2 separate regions of the Homo sapiens genome follow, and region 1 is linked to region 2. The links are chromatin loops, found by intact Hi-C in ENCODE. Cell type or tissue: GM12878. All regions are shown on one strand. Links, peaks and the distances in the headings refer to the core of each region. The heading gives the core; the rest is flanking DNA.

The links. A loop is a pair of places that touch in the nucleus more often than their neighbours do. Peaks named below come from ENCODE experiments on the same cell type or tissue, not always from the same donor. Only the 100,000 strongest peaks of a DNase experiment are listed, where the experiment ranks them.
Region 1: it touches region 2 in a loop (6-fold over the local background); 2 of 110 quality-filtered maps call a loop at or near these places.

The regions. Positions count from the first base shown.
Region 1 is chr3:99,502,883-99,508,268 of GRCh38, reverse strand. All of the region lies in intron 1 of LOC105374007 (a long non-coding RNA gene), which reads left to right. LOC105374005 (a long non-coding RNA gene) reads left to right here. Exons shown (of 5, transcript XR_007095985.1): 4 at 683-2,370; 5 at 4,901-5,386. Among named protein-coding and RNA genes, the nearest start is that of COL8A1, 130 kb to the left of the region's middle. In GM12878, for the core only: no CTCF peak of the experiment used is centred there; DNase peaks (open chromatin) are centred at 2,168 and 2,840; H3K27ac peaks cover 885 bases.
Region 2 is chr3:99,415,883-99,421,268 of GRCh38, reverse strand. No RefSeq gene overlaps it. Among named protein-coding and RNA genes, the nearest start is that of COL8A1, 220 kb to the left of the region's middle. RefSeq lists an enhancer at 2,404-2,543. In GM12878, for the core only: no CTCF peak of the experiment used is centred there; DNase peaks (open chromatin) are centred at 2,368 and 2,798; H3K27ac peaks cover 2,968 bases.

The sequences.
Region 1 (5,386 bases), core at 101-5,100, 87 kb before region 2:
GTGTCTAGTCCTTGCCACTCTCTGCCACCCAGGTCCTATCAGGATCCAATCTCATGCCCCATAATAATGCTCCTTAGACGTGGTCTCATTTTCTTAGTTCTTCTGAAAGGACAGTTTAATCTGATAAGTAAATGTAAGGTAAGAAACTCTTGTAGATTTTAACAGCAGCCATCCAGAGACAGAGAATCTGCTATTGCTCTCTAAACTAACAGAGTATCTCCAAGAGGAAAATGGGGAGAGCTGGGGAGGGTATCCCACATTGAAGGAGCCTCCTTTGCCCACCCTGGCCTTGGGACTGCCCATAGCAGTTCCAGAACAGTGAAATTTAGACCTTGGGCTTGGGCTGCGTGTGGCTTTTTGTGTTCACTTGGGCCTCTAATGTCTGTATTTCATATCCCATTATCCTGAGCCTTGCAAGCATCAGCAGTTCTGTGGCTCTTCTGGTGAATGCTACTTGTGAATAAGCCTCTCAAATCACAAAATGGGAGGAACTTTCACTAAGGGAAAAAGCATGGGCAATATTTAGCCACTTCCCAAAGCCACTTGGAATATATGTTGATTTATTCTTAGGAAAAACAAGACTAGAACAAGAAGTTTATTGAACATTAAAATTATTTAAAAAGTTAATGAATAGCTGTTTATTAACATGCTTACCTCCTTCTTCACTTCTCCAAAAACAAAGGAGCGGTATTTATACCCCAGCAGGACTTGCTTGAATACAAGGAACGCCATCTAATGAAAATCCCATGCCGCAGGCTGAGCTGGAGGGAGCATCGTGAGTGGCTCAGACCCAGGCCTTCAAGGCAAGGGACAGACACCGTCTTACTTGGTTTGCGGTGGAATATCTGGAAAAAGCATTGGTTACATTTTTTGTAACCCTTGGCTAATGAGTCCCAGTCAGTGGAGGCTGAGCTAAACACCACACAGGCAGCAGACCATCAGCTCGCTTCTCATGAATGCAAAGAAGATGTCATGGAATCAGGTCTTATCTTTTCATGTAACCTGGCAGCTAATTTCTCCCTTAATTAGTTGTAACACCGTTTATGCAAAACAAAGGATTTTCTTATTTCCTTAAACAAAAATTGTGCTGGAATTCTAGAATTTATTTTCTAAGTATGTAATTAAGCACATTACAAAAAGACATAATTGCAGGTCAGAGATTTTCTAGTGGAGACTGTTACCCATGTTCTCAGGGTGTTGACAGGATACGCTTCATCTCCCTGGTCCTGCCCCCATGTTATAATAGCTAACAGTTTTTTGGTATTTTTAAGTTTGCAAAGAGTTTGGATATGCAGAATCTCATGTGGAGCTCCTTATTAGGATTAAAGGGGGAAGAAAAGAATCAGAGAGTAAAATTTTAGAATATTAATGCTTGGAGGCCTTTGGGGATCACTTAGTCTAGCATTTTCCAAATTGTAACCAGTAGAATACGAGTTCTAGAAAATGATATTTGAAAATAGAGTTCCAGCTGGGTGCGGTGGCTCATGCCTGTAATCCTAGCACTTTGGGAGGCCGAGGTGGGTGGATCACAAGGTCAGGAGTTTAAGATCAGCCTGGTAAACATGGTGAAACCCTGTCTCTATTAAAAATACAAAAATTAGCTGGGCATGGTGGCACGTGCCTGTAGTCCCAGCTACTTGGGAGGCTGAGGCAGGAGAATCACTGGAACCTGGGAGGCTGAGGTTGCAGTGAGCCAAGATCCCGCCACTGCACTCCAGCCTGGGTGAAAGAGTGAGACTTCATCTCAAAAAAAAAAAAAAAAAAAAAAGAAAAAAGAAAATAGGGTTCCAAAATGAAATGAGGTTGGGAAACCTGGGACACTGTTTCCCCTCCTGGAGATTTGCAGTTCATATTAACATATTATAGGCTTTGGGGATTCCCAAAATAAAAAAAAAAAAGTATTAAGTTTCTTTTAATGAAGCATTTCCTACTTTTATTTGATTATGCAGTATCTCCCCTCCCCTCATATATATATATATATTTAACATTTAAGGAAACCAAAGCCTTACAGTTACACGGTTAATTGGTGGCAAATCCTCGATTTCACAATTCTCGGGCTCCAGATTATTACATCACTTGCTAAGGTCTGTGAAGTACTCTGACTGTGACTCACAACCGAGGACTTGTGGAATAGTGACTGGGCCACGCGACTGCACTCTCTTAAGATTTTGGTTTGCCAAGTCATTCTGAATCTAATGATCTTTGGGTGATTCCCCAGACTGAGGAGGAAGCAACAGCAGCTGTGCATTGGGCCCACAGAAAGAATGGTTGAAGACTGCAGTGTATTTTGAGTTTCTGCTTTGGAGGGGAGGGTTGGTCCTGATGCCCACAGACGAATGGCCTCCTGGTTCCAATCAAGGCCAGCCCAAAGTAAGTCAGTGAAGAGGTGAAATGTGACTTCAGAAAAACTCTGCTCTTTTTTCATTTTACTATATAATCCTTGATATAAGTGTAACTACACTTTCACATCCTCAGTGCTTTTGATAAAAATTCTGCTCTGAGAGCTTTTATTCATATTACATTATAAGTGATTGATAACTACAGTTAAAGGTTAAAGTGTTTCCTATCCCACAGGGATTTCCATTCCACCCTAAACACTGTGCTAAAAAAAATAAAGCTCTAAGGGTGGGTCTCGAGGCGAGTGGTGAGGGAGAATTTTTTCCCCTACATGGGGACATAGGCTCTGAAAACCACATTGGATGGATACATATCCTTTTCATGCTTGAATAAAAAATATACATTTCTGGTCCAACCGAGTTTAATACACATCTTGACATTTTATTTTAATATTTCTAGTAAGATATCTTTTTTTTTGCAAGATGGAGTAGCCTTATTGAGTCCCTAGGGTACAATGTCACTTGATTCTTCACACATGAAGAATGTGGTTTCATTTTCTCAGTTCTCTGATAAGTAAATGTAAGGGTTCTCTCTCTTCTTTGAGGAGATAGGAGAACATGCTCAGTGCTGCATAGTACTATAGACTCATTAATTCCTTGACAGTGAGTAGCTGTCATATTCCAGACCTGGGGAAAGAGAGACACCTAGGTCATGGCTTCTGTCCTCAAAGAGATTACCTTCAAGAGGAAGCATTCATAAATTTATATAAACAGATAATAATAATTTGATAATTTCTATAATGGAGATCTATCCCAAGAATGTGGGAATAAATCTTCATGTTAAAATGTTTTGAGTTCTTTGACAAAGTCAAATCTGTCTGAAAAGTACTTTAATAGAACACAAATTTTATGCTAATTTTCAGGCCTTAAATCTAGGCCAAAGTCATGGGTAGTGCTTAACACATAAATAAGTTTCCTGTATGATGTGTGTGTGAGGTGAAAACCTTTTCACCCTTAACCTACTCCCCTCACTGCCATCATAAATGGTACAAGCTTTTAAGGTGACATTTGTGTTTAGTGTGGTCTGAAGGCCTTTGTTATTGGAGACAGGCAGCACACTAAGTTAGGGAAAACCTTGGATTTAAAAAATATTAAGAATTACTTGGACAGCCAGCAAATTCCTTAGTAACTTGCAATAGAAAAGAAAGGCTTAAAAAAAAAGAAAAAAAGGAAAATGTGGTCTTTAGGCCTTGACATCTCAATTAGCTTTTTCTAAAGCTAATCCACCCAACTAAGTTTACAACATATTGGTTAGGCACATCATCAGGAATTGAGATGGCAGGAATCATCTAAACTTGCTTAATCAGGGCCTTGTTGAATATCCCAGCAATGCAAAACCCTAGATGGCGGATGCAGGTGGTAACCAGTGTCCCTAGGAGTTGTGCAATGTGGAGACAGTATCCTGTCTATGAATGTCTTTGTTTACTCTGTGTCCCTCTTTTCTTACATCTGCCACATGTGAACTCATAGGGCATGAGTTCAAACAGTTGAATTCCAGAGCTATAAATGACGTGGATTCCCTCTGGGAAGCAGTATTGGAACAGTTTAACACCCAGTTTTTGAAACTGACATGTTTAGGTTTAAACCATGGCTCTGCCCTTTACTAGCTTGTGTGACCTATGAAATGGGGAGATTTATAACACTAACTTGTAATGAGATCATCTAGGCTAACCACTTAGCACCTGGCACAGTATAAATATACAAATACATGTTAATTGTTATTATAACCTTATCTCCTATCCCTCCATTTAAAAAGCAGCTTGGGACTCAGTAATGTGAAAAGATTTGTCTTACGTCTTTTGTGGCTAGTCAGTAACAGTCAGAATTAATTTAGTGTTGGCCTTAATTGAGCCATGTGATTTGCTCAATAGAATTTTATATTTTAAGCCACCTTTGAACAACCATATAGTAAGGGTCCATTTGATCTTTCTCCTTCAACTACTTTTCACACTTACACCATGACATTCTTTTTGCAAACATTTCAGTAGTTTTGGTATTGGGCTTTGAATTGGTAGCCTTAATATTCTGTTTTTCAAAGTCTGTTTTCTGTAAAGCTAAACCCACAGTGGACTGTGCTATTACTCTGCCCAGATTCCCTCAAATCCCTTTTACTGTTTATGTCTGTGAGCTTCCCCTCTTTTGTTTGTTTGATTTTCTCCTAACAGTCCTCACTTGCAACTCTTCTGGAGCTGTGCAGACAGCCAGAAGTGTCCGGGATTTTGTGTTCCCCGATCACTCCACTCCATTCCCCTAAGCCCTTAGCCCATGAGTGTATCTTCAGGAATATGAAGGCCCAGCCCCTGTGCTACTGGTCAGGACAAACTCTAAAGTGTGGCTTATATTCCAGATTCCCTTTGGGGATCAGGCTGAAGCTAGGACTTTGCCTGAAATCCCGCCTTTGCTTGGCTGCTTTTCCTTCCCTGTCCCAATTTCCTGGTTAGGAGTGAATCACTCCCACATTTGTTCACATTTTATCTCTTTATTATTTTTTTTTGTTCCATCAGAGTCTGCTTCTGGAACCCAAACCTAAGGGACTCAGCTATGTTTGTGTTGACCTACTATCAATAAAGAAGATCCTTATTTAAGAACAGGCCACCTTCTGTTTTACACATATACTTTCTGACCCTAGAAATTGTTCAGAAGGTGGAATGTTTTGCTGTTTCAATGAGATCACATGTGTAAAGGCTCTTTGTACACTGCAGGAGCTATAGAAATGTGAGTTATGATTGCTCAAATTTCATTCCCTTTGCTCTAATTTTGAGTTAGGGGAGAGAAAGCCGGCCTGTAAAGTACATATCACAGTTTCTCTTTCTCAGCTTTCAACTGCATGGGAGTTTGTATTTCTGTTTCTACTACTCCATTTCCTCTGCTGATACCCTGCCAGGGAGGTGAATGTATCAAGTCAGGAAGTAGACTTCTCAGAATAAAGAATGCAGAATTAGAATGTTTAGTGCACCCAAGGTTAGGTGTAGAGTGTGTCATATGAAAGT
Region 2 (5,386 bases), core at 167-5,166:
CCTTATCAAATTTATTTTTACCTGTGAAATGTCATATAATGTTTCAGCTCCAACATGTCAAGAAATTGGAAGTTTTCACTCCTGTCATTATAAGATAAAAATTAAACATACTGAACCCCATGACCTTTCTCAGGCCCAGTAGAGGCCTGAGGTCACATGTTGAATTGTCACCTGCAAACCAGGTAAATTCAGAGTTACTACCAAGATCTGCTTGCCTGGAGCAGAAGTCCCAGCAATAAATTTATAGCAACACTTATATGGCAAACTTGATGAATTGTACATGCTGAGTGTGGATAAGCATATGGATGAGAAACTCCTAAGGAATACAGTGTTAGCTCCACCACCCTCCAACCACTTTCTTGGGCTTTACCTTCAGGAACTCCACTAGACTCTTACGGTAGAGTCAAGAAAGATCCCCTTGTAGCTTTGGCACAAGGGGAAAAAAGTGACTTACCCAAAGCAATCACCATACAAAGGCTCACCCTCCAAGGTAAAAGATATTACTAGAGCCTTATCCCAACTGGGAAAAAAGCATCTACTCCTCTCTAGCTCTTTCTAGCCACCTTGTTTCATATAAGTGGCGAGTAAAGCTAAGAAATACTTGTTAAGGTCACAGCTGAGTGACACAGGCCCATGTAAAGACTGAGATTTAATTGTAAAATTATAGAATGGTCCTTCCCCCTCCCCAACACCTTACCAACACACCAACACACCAACAGAACACAGTATAACAAAGAATTATAGCTGAAAGAGGCACAAGACACAGACTCTCTCTGAGGAGGAGTTCTTACGGAAACCAAAAAAAAAAAAAAAAAAAAAACACAGGGGAGACAAGCAATATATATAGAGGGGTTTGCGACCTCTGGTATGTACAAGTACAGAAAACATTAAACACAGCCCAACCCCTAGCCAGATTAGCCTAAAATCTTACACTAAAGGCCAATTACAAAGCATGCTAAAAGAAATGTAAAATGAAGATGAAGGGGGGGGTGGCCTGCCCCTCCACACCTGTGGGTCTTTCTCGTTGGGTGGGACGAGAGACTGAGAAAAGAAAGAGACACAGAGACAAAGTATAGAGAAAGAAAAGTGGGCCCAGGGGACCGGCGCTCAGCATACGGAAGACCCGCGCTGTGCGCTGGCACCGGTCTCTGAGCTCCCTCAGTATTTATTGATCATTATCTCCACCATCTCGGAGAGGGGGATGTGGCAGGACAATAGGGTAATAGTGGGGATAAGGTCAGCAGGAAAACACGTGAACAAATGTCTCTGTGTCATAAACAAGGTTAAGAAAAAGGTGCTGTGTTTTGATGTGCACAGACATAAACATCTCGACGCATTAAAGAGCAGTATTGCCGCCAGCATCTCACCTCCAGCCTTAAGGTGGTTTTCTCCTATCTCAGTAGATGGAAAATATAATCGGGTTTTACACCTAGACATTCCATTGCACAGGGACGAGCAGGAGACAGATGCCTTCCTGTTATCTCAACTGCAAAGAGGCCTTCCTCTTTTACATGCAAGAGAAAAACCCATATAACAAAGAGTCCTCTTTTTATGAAGACATTTTCCACCTTCAGTTGAATTAAGATGAAATTACACAGAAAAATCATTTGTTATATTTGTGCTATAAAATGTCATATGTAACATCTGATTTATGACTACAAAGATCAATACAATGGCTCATTTAACATGAGGAAAATTTAATTAATAATTCAGTACTAGAGCAAACAAGAAGTATAATTAAAGAAATACCATTAAAAAGACTTGTCAATTGAACAAAAAGCTGACTGTTTTCCTTAGGAATGGAGAAACTAAAATGAAACATTTGCATTGAAGGGACCTGCTGGCTTTATAATCACATCTGCTAACCAGTCTGCATCCTTGGCTCACAAAGATCCCCATGACTGCTAAAAAAATAAAAGCAATGCTTTCAAAAACATTTCCCCTTCATGTAACCTAGCATATTTCAGCAGTCCGTGTTCCCAAAACTTGTGGTTGAAAAAATCTCAACTTCATGCCTACATTTCCTGAAAAGAAGATCAGCCCAGGGGTGAATCAGTAACACATGAAGCTTGCTCTCCAGACACAAATAGAAATACACATCAGAAAAAAACACTGGCATAAAGATGACAGAAACCTCATCATGTTGAGTTGAGAAGTCAATCCTATTATTAGTTAACAGAGATTGAGCGTCCTTTGGCACTGGATGGTGCCAACACCATTGCTAGGTGCTGTAGAGAACATAGAATTAGGCAAAGTCTTGCCCAGGGGGTTCATAATCACATCAGACAAACCAGACACTAACACAGTCCAGCAGTCTGGAGTGGAGAGAGCTGAGCTTACATGGGGAACCTAAGGTCAATCTGTCCATGAGAATTCTCAGTTTCACTCCAACTCTCTTGTGTCAGAAAAATCTGGGGAAAAACCTTTGACATACTATCATGTGATTTCCATTTCAACGTCACCCAGGAAGCCTGTTTTGCAAAGGAGTACAGTTGAGTTTTCACTTGTCATGTAACCGGGTTCAGAATAAATTCAGTGAAACTATTGGCTTAGTTTATTAGAGAAGGAAGGAAAAACTCACAAGGCCAGAGTTATTAGGAGGAGAAGTAAAGTTATGTAGGTGAACATCCCACAGAGAAGCCTGGGGGCCAGACTTCTGCTGAGCCTGTATTACATACTGTATAGATGACCATTTGGTGGTGGGTCTATTCTTACCTCCACTCTGTCATGAAAAGTCAAGGTTACATAAACGATATTGACAAGTGAGCTGGGCTGCTTGGCACCAGGTAGTCTGAATTTGACTTGTCAGTTGTTAACAGAAGATTTCTGGATGTATCAGTAACCCAGCTATTAGAAACACTGGAACCCGTCTGATATTCATAACATGAAAAACAGGATGTTGCTGTTCACATGGGAGTCTGAGATTAAAAAGCAGTAGTATGCATGTGAAAACTCTTCTCAAGGTTGGGTTAGATCATTTCCTGTCCTCCTATAGCACTTTAGTACTCACCACCATCATAGAATTAATACTCTGTGTTAAGGTAATTGCCTATTTGTATCTCTCCTTAGCACTTAGACAGTACATGATACATGGCAGGTTCCAATACAAATTTATAATAAATAAATGCTGTAACGAATGTAAGCAAGCTGTAACTCTGCATACTCTTTGAATTTCTGAAAAGAATTCAAGTATGATAAGTTTCAAAAATCTTCACACAGTCCTCCAATATCCTAACTTTTTTTTTTTAAAGACAGCCCATGGGCCCCAGTTTTACATTTAAAATGTAGGATGTTTTTCATAGTTGGTTGGAATAACAAGAGTATCAATTTCCTCATCTAGTCCATAGTTCCATGTATACATAACCAGGTATGCATTGTATACATGGAATTCCTTCATGCTATTTTTTTTGTATATAACAGTGCCTATGTAATTTGAACTCAGAATAGTAACTGTTTGTGAATTTAAGAGCCATGTGGTATTTAAATAACAATTCTACTTCTTTAAAGTTCCTTCAAGATATTTTGCAGATTTTTAATAGAGAAAATGACTTTTAAGAAACCATGTGTGAAGGTAATATAGACAGACTAGCTTCCAGTAAGAGTAATGGATTCTTATCCAGACTGCCTCGGAGTCCATCAGCTGGTGACAGACAGAAGAGCAGAAGTGTGCCCCAAATGTCATGTAAACATGTTAGTTCTAACAACTAAGCCAAACCCAACATTGCTGAAGCTAAAGTGAATTAAAGGACCTGCCATACATATGTGGGTTATTCCCCCTCCCTGAGAAATAGGGCATGGGAAAAGTTTGGCTTTCTGAAAACATCAAAAATAGCTAGAAAGGAAATATTTCTTTAGTTCTCTAATGGGCTGAAAAGGTAGAGGTTTATAATTTAATCTTAAACCAGTCTCTCATATCTAATATTTTGGGAAAATGCTGTCTTGTGCTGGGTTGAAGACCCTTTTTAGAGATTTTTTCATTAATAAGCAAACAGATTGGTCTTTTTTAAGTGCAAGATCTTTACGCTTGGGTATGACTGTTTTCCTGGATTTAAAATAATTCCCATGTACTTTATTTCAGTTGTGTGGAGAAAAGTATATTTTACAGAAACACTCTTTTCTAGGAAATAAAATACCATGGAAGAATTATATAACTGGAACACAATTTCAAAAATCAACTTATCTAATCTACACGTTTAGACATTAGAAATCTTTGGTTGTGAAAGTTAATACCCAAGGTCATATGGCTTCTGAGTGGTGTTACTGGACAAGAACTTATGTCCAATGCTGTACTCCTTTCTTTAAAAATAATTATTCTTTGGGAGGCCAAGGCGTGTAGATCATGAGGTCAGGAGATTGAGACCATCCTGGCCAACATGGTGAAACCCCGTCTCTACTAAAATACAAAAAATTAGCCAGGCGTGGTGGCGCTCGACTGTAGTTTCAGTTACCCCAGAGGCTGAGGCAGGAGAATGGCATGAACCAGGGAGGCGGAGGTTGCAGTGAGCCGAGATCACACCTCTGCACTCCAGCCTGGCAAGACTGTCTCAAAAAAAAAAAAAAAATTGTTCTATTGTTTCTTAAACTTTTAATGTTGAGATAATTATAGATTCGTGTGTGGTTGTAACAAATGACACAGAGAAGTTCAATCTACCCTTTATCCAGTTTTCCCCAATGTTAACATCTCACAAAACTATACTGTAATATCACAATCAGAATACTGACATTGATACAATAGACATATAGAACATTTACATCACAACAGGGATTCCTCATGTTGCTTCTTACAGCCACACCCACTTCCCTCTTACCCCATTCAACTCCTTAATCCCTGAAAAGTAATTATAGTAATTTGTTCTTTATTTCTATTGTATTGTCATTTTAAAAATGTTATATGAATGGAGTCATACAGTATATAACCTTAGAAACTGATTTTTTTTCACTTGGTTTAATTTTCTGGAGATTCATTGAGACTGTCATGTGTATCAGCAATGTTCCCCCCACCTCCTTTTTTTTTCTTCTGAGTACTCTGTGCTATGATTGTATCACAGTTTGTTTAACCATTTACCTGTTGAGGGAACATCTAGGTTGTTTCCAGTTTTGGGTTAATATGAATATATTTGTGGTAAACATTCAGTAGAGGTTTTTTGTGTACATAAGTCTTTATTTCTTTGGGATAAATTCCCAAAAGGTTCCCAAAGGTATAACTTATGGGTTGTATGATAAGCACATTTTTAATTTTAGAAGAAACTGTCAAACTTTTTCGTAGTGGCTGGACAATTTTACATTCCCACCAGCAATACGTGAGTGATCTAGTTTCTCTATACCCTTGCCAGCATTTTGCATTGTCACTACTCTTATATTTTTATAATTCTAAGAGGCAGGTAGT